Regions from separate parts of the Homo sapiens genome. Here region 2 is linked to region 1. Evidence: chromatin loops called from intact Hi-C (ENCODE). Cell type or tissue: heart right ventricle. All regions are shown on one strand. Links, peaks and the distances in the headings refer to the core of each region. The heading gives the core; the rest is flanking DNA.

What was found. Peaks named below come from ENCODE experiments on the same cell type or tissue, not always from the same donor. Only the 100,000 strongest peaks of a DNase experiment are listed, where the experiment ranks them.
Region 2: a loop joins it to region 1, with 4 times the contacts of the local background. A loop is called at or near these places in 82 of 110 quality-filtered maps.

The regions. Positions count from the first base shown.
Region 1 is chr10:84,260,134-84,268,475 of GRCh38, reverse strand. No RefSeq gene overlaps it. Among named protein-coding and RNA genes, the nearest start is that of LINC00858, 16 kb to the left of the region's middle. RefSeq lists a silencer at 3,626-3,775. In heart right ventricle, for the core only: CTCF peaks have their summits at 749 (motif pointing left) and 3,713 (motif pointing left); DNase peaks (open chromatin) are centred at 755 and 3,685; H3K27me3 peaks cover 1,081 bases.
Region 2 is chr10:84,357,924-84,366,265 of GRCh38, reverse strand. The region is part of intron 1 of CCSER2 (coiled-coil serine rich protein 2); the gene reads right to left. Among named protein-coding and RNA genes, the nearest start is that of CCSER2, 34 kb to the right of the region's middle. In heart right ventricle, for the core only: no CTCF peak of the experiment used is centred there; no DNase peak of the experiment used is centred there; H3K4me3 peaks cover 772 bases; H3K27ac peaks cover 1,158 bases.

The DNA of each region.
Region 1 (8,342 bases), core at 161-8,160:
CATGTAACATCTGTTTCTAAAACTGTGTAACAAATCTGTCCATATCTCACTGTTATCGTCACCACCACCTAGTTCAAGGCAGCAGCATCTTTGGTCTGGACTATTGTAACAATCCCTACTTCAATTTTCAGCCTCTACTGTTCAATGTAGCCCCCAAACAGCAGCCAGAGACATCAGTTAAAAATGGAAACCAGATCTGGTTACTTTCTTGATGAAAACCTTTCAAAGATTTTCATTTGCTCTTAAAATAAAACTCACTGTTCCCCTTCCCCATCCCAGCCAGCCCTACTGGATGGACATGTCCCCTGCGTCTCCCGTTGCTTCTCTTTGGGCTTTCTGCCCCAGCCTCATGCCTCTCCTCGAACAGCCACTCCCTTTCCCACTTGCTGTTCCCTCTGCCTGAAATATTTTCCTTTTGCCCTCACCTGACAGCCTTATTATTATCGTTTAAGTCACAGCTTGAATATCACCTCTTCAGAGAGGTCTTTCCCAACCACCTCTCCCAGCTTCCCTATCTGTTCCCTAGTTTATGTCCTCCAAAGTGCTTATCAAAATTTGTAACGATTTCTTTTATACATTTACTTGTTTATTGTCAGTACAATGTAAGCCCCTCATGAGGACCTTGTCTGTCTTGTTTAAACTTGACTTACAGTTAGGCTCAATAAATATTTGTTGAATTGTTGTTGAATGGTGAACACCCAACAGCTGTGCGGCAACAGGAAATGCCATAGGGAGGTGCACCAGAGCGCCACCCAGTGGCATCTTAGGCCTGGCATGGAGGTTTTCAGAGCTCAGTCCAATGACACAACTTGAAACATTGATCTGAATCATCTGGCAGGTGAGAGACAATGAACACCCAGTCAGAGGCTGGGAAGTGATGGAGGAGCAGCTAGGATCATAATCGGTTGCTTTGGCTGAACACACTGCAACTCAGTAACATCGGTTTACTTGGGAGTTTGTTAGAAATGCATCCTTGGTCCCTACCCAGGCCTACTGAACCAGAGTCTGCATTTAACAAGATCCCAGGTGATTTGTGTGCACCGAAGAGTTTGAGAAGTGCTGCTCTACAGCATCTTGGATGTGCATTGCCTGCACTGATATCCAAAAATCCCTGTGCCAGGAGGCACAAACCAAGCTTTCTCATTTACTGTATGACCTTCAGCAGTATTATTAACCTCTTATTCTTTAGTGCGCCCACTAAAAGCCCTGGCCCTATTATCTTGTGGATGATATCATGATAATAAAATAAAAAGCCTTGGGCTGAGGCTCTCCTGCTGGCCTATGGTCTTTGGAATTTGGGAGAATTAGTAAGAGAAAGATGAGAGCAAGCCATAGAACAAGAGCAAGTGAAGAAGAATGAACACCTAGAGAGAAATATATATTAATATAAAACAGCAAACAATGGCCTCAGAGATAACTCAGAGTAAATCTCAGTTAAATCACTCTTCATGAAACAGAACTGTTCATACCACTCCCCAAAAGTGGTGGTTCTCACTCATGGCTGCATATCAGAATCACCTGGGAGCTTAAAAAGCCCAAGCCAGCCAGCCCTTTAAACCTACCACATCAGAATCTCTGTGCCAGGGACCTAGACAGCTATAATCTGTAAGGCTCTCTGGGGCTTCTCAAGTTTTAAGGTGCACACAAACCAACTCTAGGGGTCGTTAAAATGAAGATTTGGATTAAGGAGTTCTGAGCTGGGCCCTGAGACTTGAGGGCCTGAGACATTTCTTTTTAAAAAATTTTTATTTTATGTATGTATGTATGTATGTATGTATGTATGTATGTATGTATGTGTGTATGTATGTATTTACAGAGACAAGGGCTCACTATGTTGCCCCGGCTGGTGTCCAGCTCTTGGACTCAAGTGATCCTTCCATCTCAGCCTCCCAAAGTGCTGGGATTACAGGCATGAGCCACCACGCCCAACCCTGAGACATTTCGAACAAGCTCCCAAATGAGGTTGGGGCTTCCAGTGCAGGGATAACACATTGAGTCACCAGGAACCAGGTGATTCAAATTTGCAAACGAAGTTGAGAACTGTGCTTGTGAGGATGTTGTGGGGATTAAATGAGGGAGTAGTTGGGACACTTGTGGTGTGTAATCGCCAGTCAATTATCACAATTCTCCTACACACCCTTTTCTTGAGTGACAGCAAAGAGTAGATGATGAAGTCCCTGATGGAACATATCTAATATCTATTGAGCACCTACCGGGTACCATGTGCTTTAAAGTATGCCACCCAAATGAGTCCATTCTTGTGGATGTGGAACAAACTCAGAGATAAAAAATTTGCTCGAACTTGCTTAGACATTTGTTAAAAAATACTATTCGATGACACTTGTGAAAGCATGGTAAAGACTTTATTCAGGACCATCGCTATAGGTGTAGGGACAGCTGCAATGGAATGTTGCAATGGGTGAGAGAGATGGACAAGTCGGAAACGATAGCCCAGGAGCAGGGTGTGGTTTGCTGGATGGAAAATTACTAAGATGAAACATCAAGAATAAAAGGGATTCTGGCTAAACCTATCGAACAAGATTCTTGCTGAAGACAGGCCAGGGTGATCAGAAATCACCTGGGGGATGGTGCAGGCTGAGGAACCTGATCAGATATCCAGGGCTGATGGTTCTTGCTAAACTAACTTAATAGGGTTCTTTGCTACAACTGGGTGTTACAAGGAAGTTCAGAGATGGGCCTAGAAGAAGGTTCAAGAGCCTGACTCGAGTTTGGTCAAGCAGAGAATCTTTGTCACATTGAATAAATGGTAAATCCTGGATTCATGCCCAGGGATTTCCAACACCCAAAGCTGAGCCCTTTCCAATCTGCCAAGCTGGCTGTGATCTAGAAGGCGAAGGCGGTGCATGTGTTGGACAGCTGCAGAGGGCAGGGCAGCTGAGCTGAGGATGCTGTGCAGGGGATAATGGAGGCCATTGTGAGAGCTGCCAGGTGGATGGAGGGAAGAGCAGGTGTGTGATGTTGGGGCCAAGGAGCAGCTTAAGAGAGGAGCAGCAAGTTACCTCAACCGAGAACAGAGGGAAGACTTAAGGATTATATCTCTGGCCTTCACCCAGTGCTTTCCCAGCCCTCGTTACCTTAGAAACATTGCCCACAATTGCCAAATGTCATTTATTGTGCCTCTGCCTGAGGAGTGGGGTGCTTCTCCGAACCCTCCTGCCCCACACCCCATAGTTTGCAGTGTTCTTCCACCTATGATCACAGCATGAGGGCTAATCACCACCACTTTTCAGATGAACAGTCCCAGGTTGGAGAAATCCAGGGACTGCCCTGACTTATCAGTCAGACAAAGACAAAACCCAGGCCCAGACCTCTTATCAAAATGCTGTGGTGTGCAGGGCTTTGGAGGCCTCCATTTGGCTAGACATTCAATGGCTGTTCTATAGACAGAGAAAAGGGACTGACTCCATGGGGCCATCAAAGACTCCTCTGGCCAACGTGCATGACACTGTGTTTCCTTTAAGAAAGAGAGAGATGTGGAATCATGTCATCATTTGAGGTAGAAACAGTTAAGTGTCAGGTTTCGTCTGTATCACGAGCAGGCAAAGGAAAACGTGTCGGAAATCCTGCAGGAATCAATAACCCACCCACGCGGCCTCAGCAGGAGACCCCCAGGCTCTGCGGAGAGGCACTACCATCAGGGCTGGCAGCTCAGGATGTACTGATCATTGAGAGGGCACTGCCACCTTGTGGTACCTGCTGAGCACTGCGCCACCCTCACATTCTGCCCAGTGCGAGTATTTATGCATGTCGGATCTCTGCTTTTCCCTTCTCTCTTCATTTACCTTAGATGACAGGACAGATAATAGTGATATTTACATACACAGGGAACACAAGAAGGGAGACAGTTGTGGTGGGAAGGAGAGTGAGCTTGTATTTGAGAGAATTGGACCAGGAGTATCTCTGACAGGGAGAACAGCAGAAATTCTATTAATTATGAGGCAAAAAGAAAGATATGAATAAATTAGGCCAACTTCTTTGCCAATGAATTTATTTATCTATATAGAAAATTTGTGGGATCCCTTTTCCCTTTAACAGGGAATATAGATACTGTATAGTTCAGGCAGTATCTAGTTGGTATCTACTTTCTTGCTAGACAATCAAATGCACAGCCCTTTCCCTCCCCAGGAAAATTGTGCCAGTGAAGGTCTCCGGAAGGGGCCAATCCTTTACCTTGGTTACAACTTTCTACTTTATTTGTGATGTCAAGTCCATTTGGCAATAGGCAGAGCCATCTTTCCCAGCAAGAGGATGAGGTGGGTGATAATATTCTACGGTACTTACATTTCTTTGTGAAAGAACTCAAATACATTCTAGAATCAATGGATCTTAGAGTGGGAGGGGATCTTAGAAGCCAAATTTTATAACTTTTAAATGGGATTTTTACAATCCCCGGGTTCTGCAGAAGTGGCACTGGGTGTTCCTGGGCTGGGGGCACCAGTTGGGCTGTTGGTCCCCTCCATTATCATCTGTTTCAATGATGAGCTTTGATGTAACACTGTATTAGTTTGTTAAAGCGGCTGTAACAAAATACATAGACTGGGTGGCTTAAGCAACAGAAATTTATTTTGCACATTTCTGGAGGCTGGAAGTCGGAGATCAAGTTGCCGGCAGTGTTGGTGTCTGGTAAGGGCTCTCTCCTTGGGCTGGGCCAACTTTTCACAGTGAGCTCACATGGTCTTTCCTGGACATATGCTTGGGGTGGGAGAAGAGGGAGCTCAGGCTCTCCGGTGTCTCTTCTCATAAGGACACAATCCTATGGGATCAGGGCTCCGCTCTTATGACCTCATTTAACTGTACTGGGTTTCAACATAGGTATTTCAGGGGACACAAACATTCAGTCCACCACAAACATCTAGTTTGGAGAAAAAAAATTCGATAGTGTTTGAGAATCTTCTGCCTGTGTCAGAGCCCTGGGGGACTGAGATGATAGAGGGGATGGGCCAGAGGGGGTCTTGACTCCCAAGGTTACCCAGCGAGGGGATGGCAAGGCCTGGTCACACTACAGGAGTGCATGTTATGGGGCCTTCCTCTGTGGATGCCAATTTAGGGAAAACTGTTCTTAGAAATCATGGTGGTTTTCTTACATAGGACTATGTGGTTTTAAAAAAATAGAGAAACAAAAGAAAAAAAATGGTGATTTCCAAGTCAAACAGAAAATTTTAAAAATCCAGAATGGGGCTAAAATTGGCTACACATTGAAATTCAGTGGGGGATAATTCTCTTGAAATACAATTAAATCAAGTACACAATGAAGCATAGAGTGCACGCTTAATTTATCTAGAGCCAGGGATAACTGTTTAGTTTTGTGATAAGGACTTGCAGAGATTCTGAAGGAAATTTCTGGGCTATCTTGATAACCTTATTATTATACCTGATTTCACTTACTTGGACATGGCTGTACCGTAATTTCTATCTTTGATTTCCTAGCTATTGTTAACACCTGTATTTTACTCACAAATGTAACGAAGAGACAAAGAGGCAGTGGACATTTTCTGGCAGTATCTGGAAAGGATCTTGGTACTGCGTCGTCGCATCGAGCACGTGTCTGACACACAGCAGCTGTTCAGTAGATACGTATTGGATGGATAGGTGAATATGTCAGAACTAAGTGACACAGACAGGGATTCAGGGGGTCAAATGGATGCTGGCTTACAAATGAGGAAGTGATTGCTGGAGGTGACATTTTCTGGTGCTTGATGCTTGCTGGTTCTGGACGTCCACCTCCTGGTGGCCTCTTCCAAGTCCAGTCTGTGTGTCTGCATATCAATGTGGTCTTTAGTGTAGAGTGTGGCTAGAGGCCAGGGCAGGAGAAGTTAGGCTGGTTCCCCGGGCCTCCAGTGAAGATGCCCTGAGCCCTCGAGCTCTGCAGATGAGGCTCTAGCACAGTCTCTGCTATTTTCACCCTTCTTTCTTCCTTCCTGACTTCTCCAGACTCAGTCTTCTCACCTTGCTCTTGTTCCCCTTTCCACAATGTGGCCCCAGTTCTCCAGGGCTGCACGGAACTTGGAGAGAGCACTGTGGTGCTAGTGATGACTAACATGGGCGGGGGGACCTTGTTGGTGTGTCCCCCTAAAATTCATTGTGTCTGCAGGGGGTGGCATTAAGGGGTCACAAGTGAATGGAGAAAAAAGACCAAGGGGTGCCCAGGAAAGGGTGAGCAGTTGCTCCAGAGGAGCCTAGGAGGGAGGCAGGAGAGGAAGGCTGGTGGGGAATGACGCTCAGCAAACTCAGACTGATGGGGCTTATCTATTCTTCCCCTCCGCTCTGTGGGACGGAGCTTGCTTTCTCCTGCCTCCACGGTCCTGGGTCAGCTGCGCCTTCATCATCAGACTTCCTCAGTCACCTTGCCCACCATCTCCATTTCCCTTCAGGGCCCCGGGTCTCACCAGATATACAGATATACATTCAGGGATGGGGACTCCTGCATTAGTGTCACAAACCCAGAGGCCCACAGGCTCTGCAGGGAACATACAACTACAGCCAGGGATAAAACACTTGAAGGAGGTAGAAGTAACATTACTCTTTACATGTTTTTGTGATTGCAAAAGTGGTACATATTCATTGTAGAAAATCAGCAGAGAGCTTGAGGACTGTGAATCCATCACCTTAGGGGTTGCGCAGAGCAAAGCGAGCCTGAGAAGGATTTAGGCCTTTGAGGGCTGTGGTCTAACTTCTGCCAGGCCAAGTGCCAGGGATGGGCGGACTCTGATTCCTATCCCAGCTCAGGGACTGTGCCAAGGGCCCACAGGGAGGTGGACTTCAGACAGGATTCAGCCACTTTCTTTGTCCTCTTCCCCCAGAGGCAGCTGAGCTGCTTAAAAGAAGGCAGGGGTGCAGGGGAGGTTGTGGGGTGAGTGGGAAGGAGGGCAGAGAAGAAGCCCTGCACGCAGTGTCACAGGGGACAAGATCCTAAAAGTGCTTGGGAACATGGGCAGAAGAGCCTGAAGGTGATGAGTCTCCCCAAGCCCACTCCATGAGTGGGAATTGGGGGGTGTGGGCCGACATGGGGCTTCTGAAGTGAGTAGCTTCAGGCGGGACTCTGGTCATTCCTCACCAGGTGCTGCTTCAGCCCTTCCCATCTCCTGCCAACCCAGGCCAGGGTGGCCATTCCCAAGCCCTCCTTTCACTCCTGCGGGAAGCCTTGGGGATGCAAGGCTTGAGCTTAAGCCATCCCTGAAAGCAGCCTAACCAAACCACCTTCCTCCCTGCCTCTCCTCTGAGCACAGATGAGGACGCTGATGTGTTCGGCCTCGTCTCTTTCTCTTGGGGACTCGGGATGGCTCTTGTCACAAACCCAGAGGCCCACAGGATCAACAGGGGACACAGGCACTGAGGTTGACACAAGAGCATGTGTCCTGGGCAAAGGGCCGAGCTGCCCTGAGCTCTACAAACTGTAACAATGTAGGAAGGCAGCCGGGTAAAGCCTCATCTTCTGACATCTGGATTTAAATAAACTGTCCTGATTTTTAAATGTTGGCAACAAACCTCAAAACATTTTAAAGTAATGTGCAGGCCTAGCCCCGTATTACCAGAGGCTGTCTTTGACTGGCATGTACTGGTGGCTGATACTCCATGAGCACTTACCATGACAGGGAATGTTCTGGTCCTTTCTGTGTAGTCAAGTTGCCACTTCCATCATCTCACCTCCCAACTTGGGAAACGATGCACAGGCAGAGGAAGTGACGGGCAGCAGATCACGATTTAATACATGGTGTTTGAATGCTGGCAGCCTGGCTTGAGGTCCCATAAGCAAACCCTGGGGCTTTTACCCCTTTCTATGTAAGACTGAGTCCCTGCAAGGCATGGCCAAGACTTAACGAACAGCTCTGTTTTAATGAGTATTTTCTATGTGCTTAGTGAGTACATGTTATCTTCAAGCCTCACAACAACCCTGTGATGTCCATGTTAACATCCTTATGTTAAGGGTTAGAGGATTTAGAAGGAGTGATGTTAGGACACCTTTTCAATAAATGGTGCTGGGAAAATTAAATTGCCATATGCAGAAGAATGAAACTGGACCCATATCTCTTACCATATATAAAAATCAACTCAAGGATAGACACGGTGGCTCATGCCTGTAATCCCAGCACTTTGGGGGCCAAGGTGGGTGGATCACCTGAGGTCAGGAATTTGAGGACAGCCTGTTCAACATGGTGAAACCCTGTCTCTACTAAACCCCAAAAAATTAGCCAGACATAGTAGCGCATGCCTGTAATCCCAGCTACTTAGGAGGCTGAGGCATGAGAACTGCTTGAACCTGGGAGGCAAAGGTTGCAGTGAGCTATGATGGTGCTACTGTACTTCAGCCTGGGTGACAGAGC
Region 2 (8,342 bases), core at 261-8,260, 98 kb before region 1:
AATATGTTGAAAAGGATTCCGAGGCCGGGCACAGTGGCTCACACCTGTAATCTCAACAGTTTGGGAAGCTGAGGCGAAAGGATCGCTTGAGCTCAGGAGTTGAAGGCCATACTGAGCAACATAGTGAGACCTCATCTCTACTAAAAATTTAACATTAAAATTTTTAAAAAACAAAAAGGATGCTGAGGTCAAATCTAGCTTCTGAAGTAGTGACATGATCAAGCAGCAATGTTTGCCAGGAGCAGAGCAAGGGACAGTGGCAATATCCATGCCAGACAACTGTCTTCCTCATTTTTGATAATGGTCTTTTCCACAAAACATACTACCATACCCACAACCACTTTCGGTATAAACATAAGAAAACTGGTATTGATATTACATATTAGGGTCATTTTGCAAATCAATAAATAATACATGTTAAAGATTAAAGAGCCTGTGAGTCAGAAAGGCTTTAACATTTCCCCGCCTGTCACAAGTAGACCACGGAAAGAAAATTATATTCTTTCCTTTCTCTATGCCTCTATTTTCCTGCCTAAGATGAGGGTAATACATGTTATCTCCCAAGAGCATCTTCAGTATTAATAACTTAGAGGCACAAGATGAGCCCACAAGAGAGACACACTGTTACTGGTGTTTGTGGTTCCACCAGTTTGTGGGGGAAAAGAATAATGTTAGAACCTGAATGTGCTATTCTCTATGAAGAATAACGATTTCTAAATGTACAAATAATTGCAACACAAATCACATCAATCATCTTGAACTTTGGTCTTAAGATAAACTAGTCTGACAGCTCCACTATGAAGTTTACGTTATGAATATTATCACTTCATTCGTTGATGAGCTACCATCTGTCTTTAAAAGTTCATGAAATTTTCCCTTATATTTGCTTATAATTTTGAAATAAAATAAAATAGACATTGTGAGTCTGCTTCATTTTGGTAGCCATGCTGTCTTTGATGCACTTTACCTAAACTGTAATCTGTTAGGTGTCTAAAAAATCCATTCATTAACAATTTGAAAAAATATATGTTGCCTACATCATCTAATGATATAATCTCTGAGACACTTTAATACCATCTGTGAGCTTTAATTTAGTGGTGAACTAAGACTAATATCTGGACCAGTGCTTGAAAATGTCAGTTTTTTTTTAGTTTCTGCAAGAATAATTTTTTAAAGTATAGCAAATTTACAGTATTGGTATTTAATATTTAAAAATTTTTTTCAGGCCGGGCGTGGTGACTCACGCCTATAATCCCAGCACTCTGGGCAGCTGAAGCATGTAGATCACCTGAGGTCAGGAGTTCGAGACCAGCCTGGCCAATATGGTGAGACCCTGTCTCTGCCACAAATACAAAAATTAGCCAGGCATGGTGGCACACACCTGTAATCTGAGCTACTCGGGAGGCTGAGGCACAAGAATCACTTGAACTCGGGAGGCAGAGGTTGCAGTGAGCCGAGATCATACCACTGCACTACAGCCTGGACAAAAGAGCCAGACTCCATCTCAAAAAAAAAAAAACAAAAAAAAATTCAAAAATACTTATAAATGCCTTTTTTTAAAACTGTAAATCAAGCTTCTCGCTTTTAAAAGAAATCCACAATTGGATAAGGGAAAAGCAGCAGCAAATATTATTAAGCACTTACATGATAGGTACCATGCTTACCACTTCATACTTTTTGTTTAATCTTCATAACATTATAAGGTAGTAGATTTCTTCCCATCTTAAATAGCTAAAACCAAGATTCAGAGAGGCTAATATACTTGTCCAAAGTCACAAATTCATAAACTGTCAAAGAGGATTCGGGTTCAAGTTTACCTGATTCCAGGGCCAATGAAAACTGCCTTCATGACAAAGGAATGAAATACAGTCAGTGAGCCAAGCAATGATGTTACAGTCAATAATGGACTATATTTACAACGATGGTCCCATGAGATTACAGTGGAGCTGAAAAATTCCTATAGCCTAGTGACATGCTAGCCATTGTAACATTGTAATGCAATTACTTTATTTTTTACATATTTATTGTATCTGTTTGTACAGAGTTTATAAAGTCTATACTAGTGTGCAATGATGTCTTAGGCCTTCACATTCACTCACCACTCACTCACTAACTCATCCAGAGCAACTTTCAGTCCTGTAAGCTCCATTCAAGTGCCCCATACTGGTATACCATTTTTTTCTCTTTTATATAGTATTTTTATTGTAACTTTTCTATGTTTACATAACTTTAGATAAACAATTCCTTACCATTGTGTTACAACTGCCTACAGTATTCAATACAGTAATATGCTGTACAGGTTTGTAGCCTATAAGCAAGATAGTATACCATATAGCCTTGGTGTGTAGTAGGCTATACCATCTGCATCTGTGTAAGTATACTCTATGATGTTCACAGAACAACAATGGCCTAAGGAGGCATTTCTCAGAACAGATCCCCTTCGTTAAGCGATGCTGCCTGTATTCTGAGAAGCCTACTAACAACAAGGGACAAGAATGAAGGAAGGGACTGAATGGCTAATGTCAGAGGAAAACCATAAAGACTGCAAAGGACCTAGATATTAATTACAGAAATTTAGCAGAAGAACAGTAAGAGCTGTCACTTTTTCAAACTCCTTTCATATCCATTACCTCATCATCTGAGGAACCACCCACTCACTGTCTTTTTTTAGTTTTTCAAATAGTTTTTTAGAAGGTATAAATTGTCTGCATTTTAGGGGTTTAAACAGACATAAACTCACTACTAAGTACAAGAGCAATTAACTGAACAACAATACTGATGACTACACACGTATAAGCAGTTACTTCGGAAATCTGCTTTCAAGTTCAGACAACTAGATCAGAATTTAAAGTAATTTTTTTTAACCTTGTGTTACTCAACTACTTCTTTCATATCCCCTTTTCCCATTTTTTCCTGGCTGTCATCTGTGGCATAAGCTGATTCAAAGGCTTGATTATAGCAATTAAATAAGTGGCCAGGCGTGGTGGCTCACACCTGTAATCCCAGCACTTTGGGAGGCCCAGGCAGGTGGATCACCTGAGGTCAGGAGTTTGAGACCAGTCTGGCCAACATGGTAAAACCCCATCTCTACTAAAAATACAAAAAAAAAAAAAAAAAATAGCTGGGTGTGGTGGCTCACACCTGTAATCCCAGCACTTTGGGAGGCCAAGGCGGGTGGATCACCTGAGGTCAGGAGTTTGAGACCAGCCTGGCCAACATGGTAAAACCCCATCTCTACTAAAAATACAAAAAAAAAAAAAAATTAGCTGGGCGTGGTGGCAGGCACCTGTAATTCTAGCTACTTGGGAGGCTGAGGCTAAAGCATTGCTTGAACCCAGAAGGCAGAGGTTGCAGTGACCGGAGATTGCGCCATTGCACTCCAGCCTGGGTGACAAGAGTGAAACTCCATCTCAAAAATAAAATAAAATAAATTAAAATAAAATAAAATAAAATACCAATTAAATAAGCAAAAATGACAACTTTAGCCAAAGTAAAGGTTTAAAATGGTGCGCTTACTTCCAGATTCTTCAAAGTTTTAAAGAGGACATGCCATGCTCAACACAAAGCCTCTTTATTGTATCAATATGACCTTTCTGTGCTCCAGCTACAACTTCATTTTCACTCACATAAATGGAGTTCAAAGTAACTTGTAAAAGTTAAGCTCAAAAGGAATTTGTGGTTTAAGAACATTAAATAAGGTTATTATGCAGATCCAATGTATATTACTTCCTGAAATTTAAACTTAAAAGAACAAAAATACTAACAAGAGGAACCAGAAGTTCCCCTGGCCAAACCATAAAAATTTCTCCCTCCAAATTTTACCAGTTGGTACAGGAACACAAAACTCAAATACCTGTGGGGCATGCAAATGTCATTAATGTGCAGAGGGCTAGGAAAAGATGACACATGCCAAACTACGTCAATATTGACCCATATACTGCCTTTTAAAATAGTAGACACCTATAACAATTAAGTACAGACATTTTACAAACACCAGGTCAAATCAAAACAAGCAAACATTTAACATTTCAGTCTATACAGGATCTGCTTGAGCAAAGTTCCCTATATTAAATTAAATGGGCAGTAGGGACAGGGCCATAGGAGATCCAGCATCAGGAAGAACAGTAACAGGAGTAACATTAACATGGATGGAAGACTACTAGGCCATAAATTCACTAATGGCACATACTGGGTTTGATTCACCAGAATACACTACTCAAGCCCCAGCTTGCTCAGTATATGACAAACAGTAAATACCTAAACATGAAACATTTTGTAAACATCTACATACGTTAGAATTATAGTTTCATAGAAAAATGTTAGTGAGGCCAGGCACGGTGGCTCACGCCTGTAATCCCAGCACTTTGGGAGGCCGAGGTGGGCGGATCACCTGAGGTCGGGAGTTCAAGACCAGCCTGACCAATGTGGAGAAACCCTGTCTCTACTCAAAATACAAAATTAGCCAGGCATGGTGGTGCATGCCTGTAATCCCAGCTACTCGGGAGGCTGAGGCAGGAGAATCCAAAAATCCAAAACGCAGAGGTTGCAGTGAGGTGAGATTGCACCACTGCACTCTAGCCTGGACAACAAGAGCGAAACTCCATCTCAAAAAAAAAAAAGAAAAATGTTAGTGGTAGTTTCTACATAATAGAATACAACATGGTAATGAAGACCTAATTATTGCTATATGCAACAATACAGATAAAACTAACAGGATCCTTTAAACAAGAGAATCCAGAGACTTGAGGATAAATATAGTGTGATTCCATTTATATGAAGGTCAGATTTCCATTTTCGATGTAAAAAGCTGCAATTAATATCACTCCTACCTAAAAACCTGGAAGAGCCAGATAATCTTCAAAATCATAACCTTTCATAAGCCCATCAGAAAGCTGTTATTGTAAGGCAAGCAAGTCAACCAAATTCCAAAGGGAGACAAGCCCCTCCCAGGAGAGACGGGACATTTAACAGTTTCACTTTTGGCTGAGCATAAAAGACAGAAATGACCACCATAAAAAGGAGTAATAAGCTAACATTTTAATGTCTGCTTAAAAGCCAAATGTGGACTAGCACAACAGCAAGCTCTTCCTCATGGGCCTCAACCTAGCATTCAAGAGAAACATATAAGAAAGCCCCCTCTTAACGGCACAGGCATGCAGGAGGTGATGAAAGCCTGCACTGGAACAAACACAAACCCTCTCACTTCCCTGCCTCCTTCTGTCCTCTGAAGCAAAAGCCTTAAACTGCTGGGGAAGCAGCAGCAAGACTTCTCACCCAGGGGCACAGGAAAAAAATCCAGTGCATGTGGAGGAAACAGAATGGAATGGGAGAAATGTTCAGTTGATCCATTTATGTGAGAGTAAGGTCAAGAACTGATTAAAGTAATTATGATAATATGTGTTAGAATACAGCAGTGGTTCCACAGTGCTTGTGTGTATCAGAATCACCCGGAAGACTTCATTAAAACAAGATCTCTGGACTCCACTCCCAGAGTTTCTGAACCAACATATCAAAGGTAAGGCCTTAGGAAAAAGTATTTTTAACAAGTTTCCAGGTGATGTTGATTCTGCCGATCTGGAATTCATACGTTGGAAATCCCTGGGACAGAGACTAACTCTGCAAGAGCGGGCTAACTGAAAAGGGGTTGACTGAGACATTGGCAACTTGATCTGGATGGTGTAAAATTCACCAAGAGTACATCATTTAAGATTTATGTATTTTATTGTATGTAAGTTATACTTCATTTTTTAAAGCTTCTCTTAAAAAATTAAAAGCCTCAAACTGCTTCTACTCCTATAAATAGTAAAAATAAGCCTTACTGCAAAGACAACTTATTCTACAAATTGATAAAAGAAATAAGCATGTATCCTGCTCTTCTTGTATTTCAAAGTAACCAAAAAATTGATGGAAAATCTTCTTTATAGAAGAACCACAACTGATAAATACAGAAAAAAAGATAGAATCACAAAGTAAGAAAATCTGAAACACTCCATTAAATATCAAAACACCCCTCAAAAAAGGGAGTGTGACAGTTAAAACTGAAACTATTAAAAGGTAAGTGGTAAATAACACCAGGGATTAATTATGCTGTTTTCTCTACACATGATGTTTGAAAACATCCATATAAAACTTCCATTTAAAAAAGTAAACCCCAGCCAGGCACAGTGGCTCACACCTGTCATCCCAGCACTTTAGGTGGTTGAGACAGGTGATCACCTGAGGTCAGGAGTTCCAGACCAGCCTGGCCAAGATGGTGAAACCCCATCTCTACTAAAAATACAAAAATCAGCTGGGTGTGGTGGCAGGTGCCTATAATCCCAGCTACTTGGGAGGCTGAGATAGGAGAATCACTTGAACTCGGGAGGTGGAAGTTGCAGTGAGCTGACATTGCACGACTGCACTCCAGCCTGGACAACAGAGTGAGACTCTGTCTCAGAAAAAAAAAATAAAATAAAAATAAAAAAGTAAACCCCAAATAAGGATGCTTTCATCAGGGAAAGAGATAGGAAATAAATTTCAGCACATTCCACATTATCCTCCTTCTCTTAGCATTCATTTTCATTCTCTCTCAGGAGCACTTATATACCCCTATTCAGAGAACTCCCAAACCCTGGATCTCTACATTTAACTCCTCCTACAAAAGACAAAGGACTCTTGAATTAGCAAAATCATAAACTTCTAACTACCCTGACCAAGGCTGATCAGCAGTAGCATCAATAACACCTAGAAACTTGTTAAAAATAGATTTTCTAAGGCCTTACCTTAGATATAGTGCTCAGCAATTCTGTAGAGCCCAGAGATCTTGTTTTAATAAAGCCTTCCAGGTGATTCTGATACACACAAACACTGTGGAACCACTGCTCTATTTTAACCCCTATTATCGTAATTAGTTTAACCTGTTCTTGACCTGACCCTCACATAAATCAACTAAACATTTTTTACATTCCATTCTGTTTCCCCCAGATACAATGGACCCTTCAGAGTTGCAGGTGCACCAGGGGGAGATAAATGAAGTCCCCTCCCAATTCCACAACTGTATAAAATACTATTGATACAGTAATGCCTGAATTAACTCATCCTAGGGGAATTAAGTAATCCTTTGGACATAAAGCACTTTTTAAAAAGAAAAAAAAAAGTTGGGACAAAAAAGTGTATGTCCTGAAAATTAGATATTCCTGGTCTTGAGTCATTTCCAGTGGGAGAAGGTTACAGGAATCTTTCTGAAGAGCAAACTTCACTAAGCAAAGCAGGGTCCTAGGACCAGGAGACAGTAAATGCCTAGGTTCACAGGTCCCACATACAGAAACTCCTCTACTTTCAACTCATAAGCTTCTGTACATATGAACAAGGCAACCAATCAAAATGAAAGTTTCTCAGCAATGCCTGACACCAAAGGAAAATGTTAGCGATTATTTACAAAAAGAATTTATGAACAGCCTTTCAGAACTTAAAACTGTTTGTAAATAAATGAACTTCTGTACCTGAAAAGAGTGGAGATGGTGGAGGAGGGAATAGTTGAGGCAATCACATTACGTGTCTGTGTATAATTAATAAATATATATATACACGTGTGTGTGTGTATATATATATACATATATGTATATGTATATATATATACACATATATACATATATATATATTTAGATAGGGTCTCACTGTCACCCAAGCCAGCATGCAGTGGTGCTATCACAGCTCACTGCAGCCTCAACTCCTGAGCTCAGGTGATCTTCCCATCTCAGCCTCCCAACACATATATATTTGAATTTAGACAAAGTAAAATTACTTTCCAGAGCTAGAGGAACATTAATGGTATAGGTGATTCCACCCATCATTCCACTCTATAAAAATATACTTACAAAGTGAACATATAGGAAAAGACATGAATCTCCTCCTCTCTCAGTAAGTCTCAGTTTATACATGCTTGGCACAGTATGAACAAATTACCAACAGTGATATACTACTATCTGAAAATGGGTATTTTTTGCAGAAGCCAACTCTCTGAACTGACCAACTCTTTGGTACTCAACCAAAGCTGCAAGAAAAGATAACCAGGTTAAACTTAAGTCACCATCTGGCTTCTCAACGGCAACTATACAAGATTTTTAAACTCCATGCTAACTTTAGACCCTAACCTCACCCAAAATGTCCTATTTCATAGTTATCTATGTCTTCCAAACCACTGTAGGCAGGGGAAAACAGAGGTGAGCAACTCAAGAGGCATGTGTGTTCTTTACTGTCTAGATGGCTAAATTCCACCTAATGGGAAAGGAAAATCATACTTAAAATCATGCATTAAACCACATTCTCTTCTTCAACAGAACTACTATATGCTTTCCATAACA